Linked DNA regions of Homo sapiens: regions 1 and 2 are each linked to region 3. The links are chromatin contacts, found by Hi-C or POLR2A ChIA-PET in ENCODE. All regions are on one chromosome and are shown on one strand. Each heading gives the region's core, a stretch centred on a gene start or an enhancer-like site at or near the end of the contact. The rest is flanking DNA. Distances are from core to core; before and after follow the strand shown. Region 1 overlaps IFNAR1 (interferon alpha and beta receptor subunit 1). Region 2 has its middle 23 kb from the start of IFNGR2. Region 3 has its middle 30 kb from the start of LINC01548.

Region 1 (3,575 bases), core at 980-3,479, 150 kb after region 3:
ACTAACTGGATGACATTGAGCTAATCGCTTAACCTCCATGGGCCTCAATTTCTTCACTTGTAAAATAGATGGATTCTAATATCTGGGGTTCTTACTGGCTTAAGAAAAAAAAGAAAGTGTAACTAGTTGCATGTGTTATTTCCCCAATCTGGAAGACTCGACAGTTGACCCTGATCTTTTTCTAAGAACTCACTTCTTCCATGAGTCCTTAAAATGATCTCAGTCCACTCACTTGTTCAATTCAAAAAATTAGCCTTCCTATTTTCTTTATTACTTTAGTGGTTTTGACAAAATTTTGTAGTAGATACTTCGGTGGGAAAGAAAGTTGGAAAGAACTATGTTCTATGTGGTTGAGCAGAGGCTAGCTAAACATGGATGAAGTCCAGGCGCTGCATAAATGAAAGAGAACTGGCCTGGTGCAGTGGCGCATGCCTATCGTCCCAGCTACTCAGTGGGCTGAGGCAGGAGGATTACTTGAGGCCAGGAATTGAGGCTGCAGTGTTGTATGATCACACCTGCTAGTAGCCGCTGCACTGCAGCCTGGGCAACATAGTGAGACCCCCATCTCTAAGCATTAAAATTTTTAAAAAGCTGATAAAAGAGAACTGCATGTAGTTTATATTGATTGGAAAATTGTAGGAGATGAATAGAGAAAAGAGAAGAGGAAAATTAAGTAGAAGGAAAAATGGGTTATGGGGAGAAAAGAGATGGAAAGAAAGATATACATTGGTGGCAGAGGAGTAGAGAGAGCAAAGGCAAGTATAGCTAAGACAGGAAAGGAAAAGTCAGAAGAAACTGGAAAGAAACAGAAAAAATGAGGGAGAAGGGAAGTGTAAGTACCGCTATGATCAATTTCTATCTTTTAGTGTTAATTTTGAACCAAGGGTGACTGGTAGAATGCAAATGCATTTATGTGCATATGTGCCCCACAATGCATATATAACCTCACAAACCAATCAGGAAACTGTTCAGTAGTCTTTTGTGTATACCTCACTTTCAGAAGTGAATAAATAATAGGGTCACCAAATAGATAATGAGAGGTATTTCTGATAGCTGATCTCTAAGCTTCTTTTGGGTACTTACCATATTGTACAAAGCACTGAAGAAATGGAAAGAGTCAGCAGAATCAAACGTGGTTCAAAAATTGAAAGCAGTTAGCCAACATTGCAAAGTGTTGTGTGGTTTAGGACTAAAGAGTGGTATACAAATTATAAGGGTTGCAGAAATTGAAAATGTAAAGGTGAATAGGGGCTAAAGAGACCAAAGAAGCCATAAGGAAAGAGATAAGGTATGAACAAGGCCTTGATTGTTAATTCAGATTTTTTTTAAGTAGACAACTATTAGATGTTAGTTTTCTGTGTCTGTAACTAATTACCACAGACTTAGCAACTTAAACAGCTGTTTATTGTCTCAAAGTTTCTGTGAGTCAGGAGTCCAAGCGTGGCTTAGCTGGCTCTTCTGCTAAGCAGTCAAGGAGTCAGTCATTCATACAAGACTTGGGGGCCGCTCCCAAGCTCACATGTTGTTGGCAGAATTTATTTCTAGAGCTCATGGTGGCTCACTTCTTAGAGGCCATCAGGAAGGGAGAGTCTGACCTCTAGATCCTTTTTTTTTTTTTTTTGAGACGGAGTCTCACTCTGTCACCCAGACTGGAGTGCAGTGACATGATCTCAGCTCACTGCAACCTCCGCGTCCTGGGTTCAAGTGATTCTTCTGCCTCAGCCTCCCAAGTAGCTGGGACTACAGGTGTGCACCACCACACCCAGCTAATTTTTGTAGTTTTAGTAGAAACGGGGTTTCACCGTATTGGCCAGGCTGGTCTCGAACTCCTGACTTCAGGTGATCCACCCGCCTCAGCCTCCCAAAGTTCTGGGATTATAGGCGTGAGGCACCGCGCTCAGCCATTTTTTTTGTATTTTTAGTAGAGACGGAGTTTCTCCATGTTTGCCAGGCTGTTCGCAAACTCCTGGCCCCAAGTGATCTGCCCACCTCAGCCTCCCAAAGTGCTGGGATTAGAGGCATGAGCCACCATGCCTGGCCTAGATCCTCTTTTAAGGGGTTCATCTGATTAGGTCAGGCCCACCCAGAATAGTCTCTCATTTGATTCAACTGATTTGGGACCTTAATTACATCTGTGAAATACCTTCTCTTCTGCCACTTAATGTAACCTAATTATGAGAGGAGGGCCTCCATCGTATTTACAGGTCCTGCCCATGCTCAAGAGGAGGGGATTATACAGGATGTGTACACCAGGGGGCAGGAATCTTGGGGGCCATCTCAGAATTTTGCCTTCTCCAGTGGGGAGGATGTCCTTCTAGAGTAGCAGAACATTTGGACACCAGGTGGCAATGGGAAGAAAGCTGAATAAGTAGAATGGGACAAGATTAGGGTCAACCTCAGGCTGTCCTGTAGGCTTTTGGGGATTTTGTGTTGGGGTGATAGTTAACCTGAGCTCTGGATTTGAGGAAGGTGCATGCGGCGACATGGTATGTGGGAGAGTGGACTAAGGAGACACTAAAGAGAGATAAGGAAACCAGTCAGGAGGCTATTAGAGTTCTGGGCTTGAACTGAGATGCTTTTAGCTGTTGGTTTCTGGGCAAGTTACTTAACCTCTTTAGTCTCGTACTTATACTTGCTCTTATAACCCCGCAGTGTGTCTCTATTTTAGCACTTAATCAGTGTCCATTGGTATGCTGGCGCATGTTTAGCAGCTGGCTTTCCAGAAAGAAAAAGTCCTATTTTGTAGTGTTTGCTGATTTTTATGATATAAATATTCCCACCATGGCCACTTTCAAGCCACCAGCCTGATGTCCCTGAATATGGAGTTGGGAACATATGCACAGTAGCACACCACTATCATATAGCTACAATAGATAAAGATAGCCCCAAGAGCTTAGAAAATAAAATGTAGTAAAATAATTAGGACAAGATGAATTTATTTATTACCTCTGTCTTTAAAACAATTTTTTATTTGCAAATTTATATAACTTAATTTTTAGTAATGGTTTTTCTTTAAAAACCAGTTTGTATTTTAGGAGGCCGAGGTAGGTGGATCACCTGAGGTCAGGAGTTCAAGACCAGCCTGGCCAACATGACGAAACCCCATCTCTACTAAAAATACAAAAATTAGGCAGGCCTGGTGGCGTGCACCTGTAATCCCAGCTACTCAGGGGGACAGAGGCAGGAGAATTGCTTGAACCCAGGAGGCAGAGGTTGCAGTGAGCCAAGATCCTACCACTCCACTCCAGCCTGGGTGACAGAGCGAGACTCGGTCTCAAAAAAAAAGCCAAAAAAAATAAACCAGCTTGCAGCATTCCTGGAAATTCTAACTAACAGATGTTCTTGCATATTGATATGAGCCACCTCCAGCAGAGCACAACATGACCACAGTCTGGAACAGTCTTTGGTTTTCTTTTATGTTAGATGCATATCTCTTCCATTGTTTGTGAGTTTCCTGAGTGTGGATACTATTTATTTCTGTAACCTTAGCCCCTAACATAGTGTCTGGCAATTGTAAATACTTAATAAATATCTAATGAATTTAAAAAATATTTGTCTTAAAAGCGCCTTTTTAA
Region 2 (3,848 bases), core at 707-3,206, 180 kb after region 3:
TCGTGCTCTGTTGCCCAGGCTGGAGTGCAGTAGCACCATCCTGGCTCACTGCAACCTGTGCCTCCCAGATTCAAGCGATTTAGAGCCTCAGCCTCCTGAGTAGCTGTAATTACAGGTGCGCCACCACACCCGGCTAGTTTGTGTACTTTTAGTAAAGACGGGGTTCCGCCATATTGGCCAGGCTGGTCTTGAACTCCTGGCCTCAGGTGACCCTCCCACCTCGGCCTCCCAAAGTGCTGCGATTACAGGCATGAGCCACCATGCCCGGCCATGGCAAAGCTTTTAATTGCATCTAAGTGTTTTAGAACAGTAGTTCTCAAAGTATCCAGAACTCCTTTCAGAGGGGATGCAAGGTCAAAACTGTTTTCATAACCAACCAAGAGATGAATTGTCTTTTTCACTATCATTCTTTCAGTGGGATATGCAATGGGATTTTCTAGCGGCTGCATATGTGATATTGCACCCGTGCAGAGCAGAGCAGATGTAAAAACCCAGCTTCCTTCTATTAGGACAGAAACTAAAGAGATGTTTTAAAATCTCTTTTTAAAGAATAGCAATTTTGGCCGGGCGCGGTTGCTCACGCCTGTATTCCCAGCACTTTGGGAGGCCGAGGCGGGCAGATCACTTAAGGTCAGGAGTTTGTGACCAGCCTGACCAACATGGTGAAACCCTATCTCTACTAAAAATACAAAAAGTTAGCCGGGCATGGTGGCATATGCTTGTAATCCCAGCTACTTGGGAGGCTGAGGCAGGAGAATCGCTTGAACCCAGGAGGCAGAGGTTGTACTGAGCCAAGATCGCACCGCTGCACTCCAGCCTGGGCGACAAGAACGAAACTCTGTCTCAAAATACATAAATCAAAATTAAATGGCAAAACTCTGGAGAATGCTGGAGGAATGTGTGACCTCCAAATTAAGCAGAGCATCTGTGAGCTGGATGTCCCGTACCCGTTAAAAGTCACTCCCCGTCTCCCCTCCTGCCAGCCCCTGGCATCCATTAATGTACTTTCTGTCTCTATGAATACGCCCATTTTGGAAATTTTACATAAAGAGGATCATACAATACATGACCTTTGTGACTGGCTTCTTTCACTCAGCATCACATTTTTGAGGTTGGTCCATGTCGAAGCGTGTATCAGTGCTTCTTTTCTTTATTGCCAAATAATTTCCACCATTTGGATATGTCGCGTGCTTTGTATCTAGTTATAAGTTGATGGACATTTGGCTTGTTGCCACTTTTGGGGGCGATTATGAGCAGTGTTTTAGGGGCCCACTTTCTTTTTCTTTCTTTTTTTTGAGCAATTTTATCAAAGAATACTTTTTTGTTTTGGAAAATATATTTTTCATGAAAAATATGTGGTTTCTGTTAACATGTAATTGATATGTTACTTTTTTTTTTTTTTTTTGAGATGGAGTCTCACGCTGTCGCCCAGGCTAGAGTGCAAATGGCGTGATCTCGGCTCACTGCAACCTCTGCCTCCTGGGTTCAAGCAATTATCCTGCCTCCCGGGTTCAAGTGATTCTCCTACCTCAGCCTCCCGAGTAGGTGGGATTACAGGCAGGCACGACCACACCCAACTAATTGTTTGTATTTTTAGTAGAAACGGGGTTTCACCACGTTGGCCAGGCTGGTGTCAAACTCCTGACCTCGGGTGATCCACCTGCCTCGGCTCAGGACAAACCACCCAAAATATGGCCATAGGAGATCAGAACATGCCAAAATATACTTCCTTGGCATATTTTGAGCTGGTTATTTTGAGAAACTACAGGCACAGGAACAGCTGAAAAGCTGTCCTTTTGTAAAGAAAATTTATATCTACAAAGGAAATCTACATCGGTAAATTGTATCAGGCAGAAGGCCTGGGATATCTCTATTTTTTTTTAATACCTCTATTAGCTCAGAGACTGTTTCTCTGCAGAGCAGGACAGGGATTGCTCACCAAGCACTTACTTCCCTTTCCCTGCCATGACTTGCTGTTGCTTAATCCCCGGAAGCCTCAAGCCTCTACTCCTTTCTGTAGAGCAGAATGCTGTATAAGGCCTGACATGGTGGTCACACCTGTAATCCCAGCACTTTGTGGGGCAGAGGCAGCTGGATCACTTGAGGTCAGGAGTTTGAGACCAGCCTGGCAAATATGGTGAAACCCTGTCTCTACTAAAAATACAAAAAACAATTAGCCAGGTGTAGTGGCACATGCCTGTAATCCCAGCTACTCAGGAGGCTGAGACAGGAGAATCACTTGAACCTGGGAGTCACGGGTTGCAGTGAGGAGCCGAGATCACACCACCACACTCCACCCTGGGTGACAGAGCAAGATTCTGAAACAAAACAAAACAAAAAACCCAAACAGAATACTGTATAAACCTCAATCATCTGGACTTTTTGAGCCTCAGATTTGGTGGGACTTCCATGCGTATACACATAATTAAAATGGTTTTAGTGGAGAGACTGTCATCTGTCCACTGTCAGTTTACTTCATAGACTCAATTATCAAACCTTCAGAGAGTAGAAAGTTTTACTCTCCACCACACTAGTCTTTAAACATGCGTGGTGTCTCTAACATGCAGCCGAGCTGAGAACACTGGCTGGGCTATCTTCAGGCCTCCCACGCCCTCCGCTGTGACTCGCTCTGACTCACACAACAGGATGGCAGAGGCTTGGCAAGACAGGAAGCCAACGCCTGGGGCAGCAGCCAGGTCTGTGCTCCCGGAAATCCACATTTGGTCAAAGGGGACACTTCGGGGTTGGTCCTCCCTCTGGCTGGGTTGGCCCGATTTCTTCCTGCCTTGCCCCCATGCTTCAGAGACTCCTCCACACAGAGCTGGTCTTAAAGCATAAACAAAACCCATGGATGATGGGGCCACAGAGATTAAATGGCAAGACCCCGGAGGATGCTGGAGGAATGTGTGACCTCTAATTATGCAGAGCATCTGTGAGCTGGATGTCCCGTACCCGTTAAAAGTCACTCCTCGTCTCCCCTCCTGCCAGCCCCTGGCATCCATTAATGTACTTTCTGTCTCTATGAATGCACCCATTTTGGAAATTTTACATAAAGAGGATCATACAATACATGACCTTTATGACTGGCTTTTTTCACTCAGCATCACATTTTTGAGGTTGGTCCATGTCGAAGCGTGTATCAGTGCTTCTTTTCTTTATTGCCAAATAATTTCCACCATTTGGATACATCGTATGCTATGTATCTAGTTATAAGTTGATGGACATTTGGCTTGTTGACACTTTTGGGGGCGATTATGAGCAGTGTTTTAGGGGCCCACTTTCTTTTTCTTTTGTCTTTTTTTTTAACATGGTCTCACTCTGTCGCCCAGGCTGGAGTGCAGTGGCACAATCACAGCTCACTGCAGCCTCACCCTCCTGGGCTCAAGCAATCCTCCCACTTTAGCCTCCTGAGTAGCTGGGACTACAGGCATGAGCCACCACATCCAGCTAATTTTTTTTTCTTTTTTTTTTTTGTAAAGATGGGGGTTTCCACATTGCCCAGGCTGGTCTCAAACTCCTGGGCTCAAGTGATCCACTGCCCTCGACCTCCCAAACTGCTGGGTGCTGGGATTACAGGCGTGAGCCACCACTCCCAGTCTAGGGGCCCACTTTCGAATCACAAGCAGCCACTTTCTGGAAGGCACCTCATCACGCATTGGCAGGGCTATGTCCCTCACAGGTTGCCCCAGATGACGGTCTTCCCAAGTGACTTCTGCTCCAGGTCCACTGTTCAGGCTCCCCTTGGTCCTACCCCTCCAGACATCCAGCCTTGGGGGGATCCTGGGCCCCTACTGTTCTTTCCTATATCAGCCTCAGCCAAGCTCTCCTCACCCCTCAATCCATCAGAT
Region 3 (3,672 bases), core at 741-3,240:
AGGATAAGGGGGATAAGTTAATTTGTTCCTAAGTGTCTAAACAAGGATCCTTCTTAGAAACAGTGGATATTTAAGGTTGTCCCTTTGATCACATCCCAACAATCCCTAAATTCCATAGGCTTTCTTGGTTGGGAAAGAGGCAGAGCAACTGCTACCCATGGGAATGCATCATATTTGGAAATATAATGTTTCCTGTGCATTACAGAGGAGAGAAGTGGGAAGCATCGCCCGGTGCTGGAGGTACTCCAGCTACAGGTGGTACCCTCTATATCTTACTCTTTCCCGTACCTACATATGTGTAGTCAACTCCAGTTGATGAGATCAGGTTTTCAATTCTTTGTACCCCCCCACTGCACTTTGCAAAATACTGGCACATAAATTTAAAGTTACTAAATATTTGCTGGTGTGTTAGGAAAAACACATAGTCTGCATGCAGAAAACAGGAATTATACAAACTAGCATGATCAGACATATTTAAGATGTCAGCTGAGTTACTCTAGGGCAGAGCCCAAGGATGAAGCTTGGCTGAGGGAGGATAGGGGAAGTGCCTTGGGACCTTTAGATTATGGGTGGAAGGAACAAAAGACCCACATGGAACAAGACACTAGAGTTGGATTGACCCTTTGGGGAAGGAGAAGTTACGATATGACATCTAAACCGCAAGGAAGATGCCAGAAAAAGAAAGAATAATATATTGTGTAAGCAAGCAATTTCTTAATTTTAAACGTGTTTTTATATTCAGGTGAAATTGTTTTATTCAAGGTTGAATGACTACTAAGTTGCAGCTAATCAGAAGTTGAGAAAGAAATGCTTGGCAGTTGGAATCCAGTTTTTGCACATAATCAGAACCAGTACTGTCAGTTTCATGGCGTCTCAAAAGCTAAGACTGAGAAGGAAAAAGGGAACAGAGCCGGCCTTGTCACACCACAGACGGGAGCAGAAGTGCAGAACTGTCCCCATGGCATGTGTTCAAAAGAGTATCGTGTAGCAAACCCTAACCACAGCAGCAGTGGCTGAGCTAATCCTGGCTGGATCCCAGTAAGGCCCTTCTCGAGTCCCAGCAATGACGATGGTAGATTAGCAATCTCTTCTCAATGTGTCAATATCATCTATGTTTCTACCCTGCTAGCCTCCTCTTTTCCTTCTTTCTACCCCACCCTCAATTAACCATGCCTCCTCTTACAATTTCTAGTCTGCAAGAGACTAGGACAATAGAGAATCAAAAACTAGGGTAGAAACACAGAGGCTGCTGTGGTTAGCGCTTGCTGCGTGATAGATAGGTTTGGTTTTGTAGCAATAACACAAGGCGGAAAGTGATAGAAAATTCAACATTCTAACTGCAATTCACCAAATCTTATCTCCAGACTTGCGGTGTTTATAGTTTCAGCAACACAACCTGACTGCCAGGAGGAGAGTGAGGATAATAGCATGAATCCGACTGACAAGGAATATGTCTTGGAGAGCCGTGAACCATACCAGGAAGAGATTTTTTGCTTATAAGAGCATATTTGTTTGTGGGCTCTTTCCAGGAGCAATAGACTAAGTTGAAGATGTTTTATAAAAAGATAGTTTTATAGAACAGATATTAGGAAACTATTTTTTTATGATGACACACGGATCTTCAGCCTTGAGACTGTATCTTCCAGCCTGGTTGATCCTTCTGCACTGGTTGGTACACAGTCACTTCCCTGAATGTCCCCATCTCAATCCTCCCCACACTACCCTGTCCACTGAGTCCCACCCCAGGACCATCCCCAGCCCAGCCTCACAGTCCAGCATCCACAGGGTTAATGGCAGACACAGTAGAGAGCCGCAACAGTTGCTAAATATTGTCAATATCAACCCTGATTACAGGCGATCGATTCTACAAAGAACTCTACAAAGATTCTACATTCTTTATTCTATATAGATTCTGTAAAAGAAGAATCTAAGCACTTTGTTCTGCACCGTCCAAACATGAGTCATTGTTTTCAGGGCATCATTTGGCTTTTAACACAAAGACCCAGCAGAGGGAGCCGTTTCCTAACATGAAAGGAGCTATAGGCCCTGCTAAGACAGCAACTGTTATTAGTATTATTCCACTAGAGCTGCCATAGAGGGGTGACGTCAACAACAGAAATGTATTTTCTCACAGTTCTGGAGACTGGAAGTCTGAAATCAAGGTGTCAGCAGAATTGGTTCCTTCTGAGATCTCTCTTCTTGGCTCATAGATGGCGGATTTCTGAGTCTTCACATGGTCACCCCTCTGTGTCTGTGTCCTAATCTCCTCTTCCTATTAGGACATCAGTTATATCAGATTAAAGCCCCCTCTCCCCATGACCTCGTTTTACCTTAATTACCTTCCTAAAGGCCCTTTCTCCAAATGCAGCCACATTCTGAGAGGTACTGGGGGATAGGACTTCAACATATAGATATTTGGGCTTCAATATATATATATATATGAATCCTATCCCCCAGAGGCACTGAGGGATAAGACTTCTATATATAGTAGCCTTTCAAACATGTATACATTTCAAAATGTTTTTCTGTTGTTTTCTATAGGTTAGATTGCCCATTGTGTTGACTCCCATAATAAGTCAATGGTTTAAAGTCTTTGTCCTACCACCACATTGGCACACATCCATGGTGTGCTCAGATGGGAAGAAATTCAGACCTGAGTCCCTGCCTTCAGCAGATCCTGCAAGTTCACATATCTAGATATAGAAGGAAGTCTTGAAGATAGACACATGCAGGGTGGCTGGCAGCCATCTGCAGAGGCCACCAAATGGAGAATGGCAAATGTTAAGGACAAGATAGTGGAGCCATTCCAGACATCTTTGAAACCAGTCTTATAGACTCTCCTCCCTCTGATTCCCCCCTCTCCTGTCCCAACTTTACACACCCAAGGCCTGGCAGTTCTGCTGATTGGCTAGCCTGGATTTGCACAGAGAACAACTCACTGGACCAGATGTGCTTCATCAACCCCACGGTTAGACAATAGCATTCTGACTACAGTGGCGCATCCTCAGCCTCCCCAGGCAAACAGATTCTTGTCCCATACATCCCTTACTTACAGCCTTGGAGCTGGGATGATGGCGGTTACCCTTATCATGCTAACTGGCTTATAGACCCACTACAGACCTCACCCTGCTGTCTCAAAATGTAATCTACCCATATCTGAAGGGTTGTCTTAAGGATGCATGAATGTATCTAAATAATTATCAATGATGCTTGTTTGCAATAAAGTGATTATCTTGCTCTACAATCACTTTATTGCAAACAAACATCATTAGAAAAATATTGTTATAACCTTCTTTACAAAATCATGTATAAGAGATTTCATGCAAAATAGACCATGACCACTGCCATTATAGTAGATGGGACCCAGAAAGAACAGCCCTTTGCTTAAAGTAGGATTCTATGTGCACTCACTTTACCATAAGATTACTGTGACTTGCTGAGTGTACCAGGATGTTAGAGGTGTAATTTAATTTCTCAAAGAGATTGAAAGCCAGTGCCTGGGTTCAAAAGGCGAGGAGGCTTGCTCCTTTCTTTTCTTTTCCTTTTTTTTTTATTATTTTCTTTTCTTTTTTGAATAGGGTCTCGCTCTGTCACCCAGGCTGGAGTATAGTGGCACGATCATGGCTCACTGCAGCCTCAACCTCCCGGGCTCAAATGATCCTTCCACCTCAG

Evidence for each region. A loop is a pair of places that touch in the nucleus more often than their neighbours do. ChIA-PET counts read pairs that join two places held with the same protein, here RNA polymerase II (POLR2A). Pooled maps may share reads with other maps.
Region 1: a loop to region 3 is called in a map of transverse colon, with 3 times the contacts of the local background. The contact joins two enhancer-like sites. A Hi-C loop is called at or near these places in 9 of 168 maps with a recorded cell type or tissue (CD4-positive, alpha-beta T cell, GM11168, endothelial cell of hepatic sinusoid and 5 more), 1 of 37 single-sample maps with no recorded cell type and 3 of 50 pooled maps. POLR2A ChIA-PET finds 5 or more read pairs at or near these places in 5 of 52 experiments (Caco-2, GM12878, OCI-LY7 and 2 more).
Region 2: a map of heart right ventricle shows a loop between it and region 3 (7-fold over the local background). The contact joins two enhancer-like sites. A Hi-C loop is called at or near these places in 74 of 168 maps with a recorded cell type or tissue (A673, CD14-positive monocyte, CD4-positive, alpha-beta T cell and 44 more), 31 of 37 single-sample maps with no recorded cell type and 41 of 50 pooled maps. POLR2A ChIA-PET finds 5 or more read pairs at or near these places in 9 of 52 experiments (CD4-positive, alpha-beta T cell, CD4-positive, alpha-beta memory T cell, GM12878 and 6 more).

Annotation. Positions count from the first base shown.
Region 1 is chr21:33,345,527-33,349,101 of GRCh38, forward strand. IFNAR1 (interferon alpha and beta receptor subunit 1) reads left to right here. Exons shown (of 11, transcript NM_000629.3): 7 at 3,565-3,575. Among named protein-coding and RNA genes, the nearest start is that of IFNAR1, 22 kb to the left of the region's middle. Within about 2 kb of position 2,230, at least 3 of the 41 ENCODE cell types and tissues checked have a DNase peak (open chromatin) inside an H3K27ac peak, as active enhancers do.
Region 2 is chr21:33,378,080-33,381,927 of GRCh38, forward strand. No RefSeq gene overlaps it. Among named protein-coding and RNA genes, the nearest start is that of IFNGR2, 23 kb to the right of the region's middle. RefSeq lists enhancers at 1,963-3,162, 2,325-2,484. Within about 2 kb of position 1,957, at least 35 of the 41 ENCODE cell types and tissues checked have a DNase peak (open chromatin) inside an H3K27ac peak, as active enhancers do; they include CD14-positive monocyte, OCI-LY7 and heart right ventricle, where a contact is called at or near this core.
Region 3 is chr21:33,197,946-33,201,617 of GRCh38, forward strand. No RefSeq gene overlaps it. Among named protein-coding and RNA genes, the nearest start is that of LINC01548, 30 kb to the left of the region's middle. Within about 2 kb of position 1,991, at least 4 of the 41 ENCODE cell types and tissues checked have a DNase peak (open chromatin) inside an H3K27ac peak, as active enhancers do; they include CD14-positive monocyte, OCI-LY7 and heart right ventricle, where a contact is called at or near this core.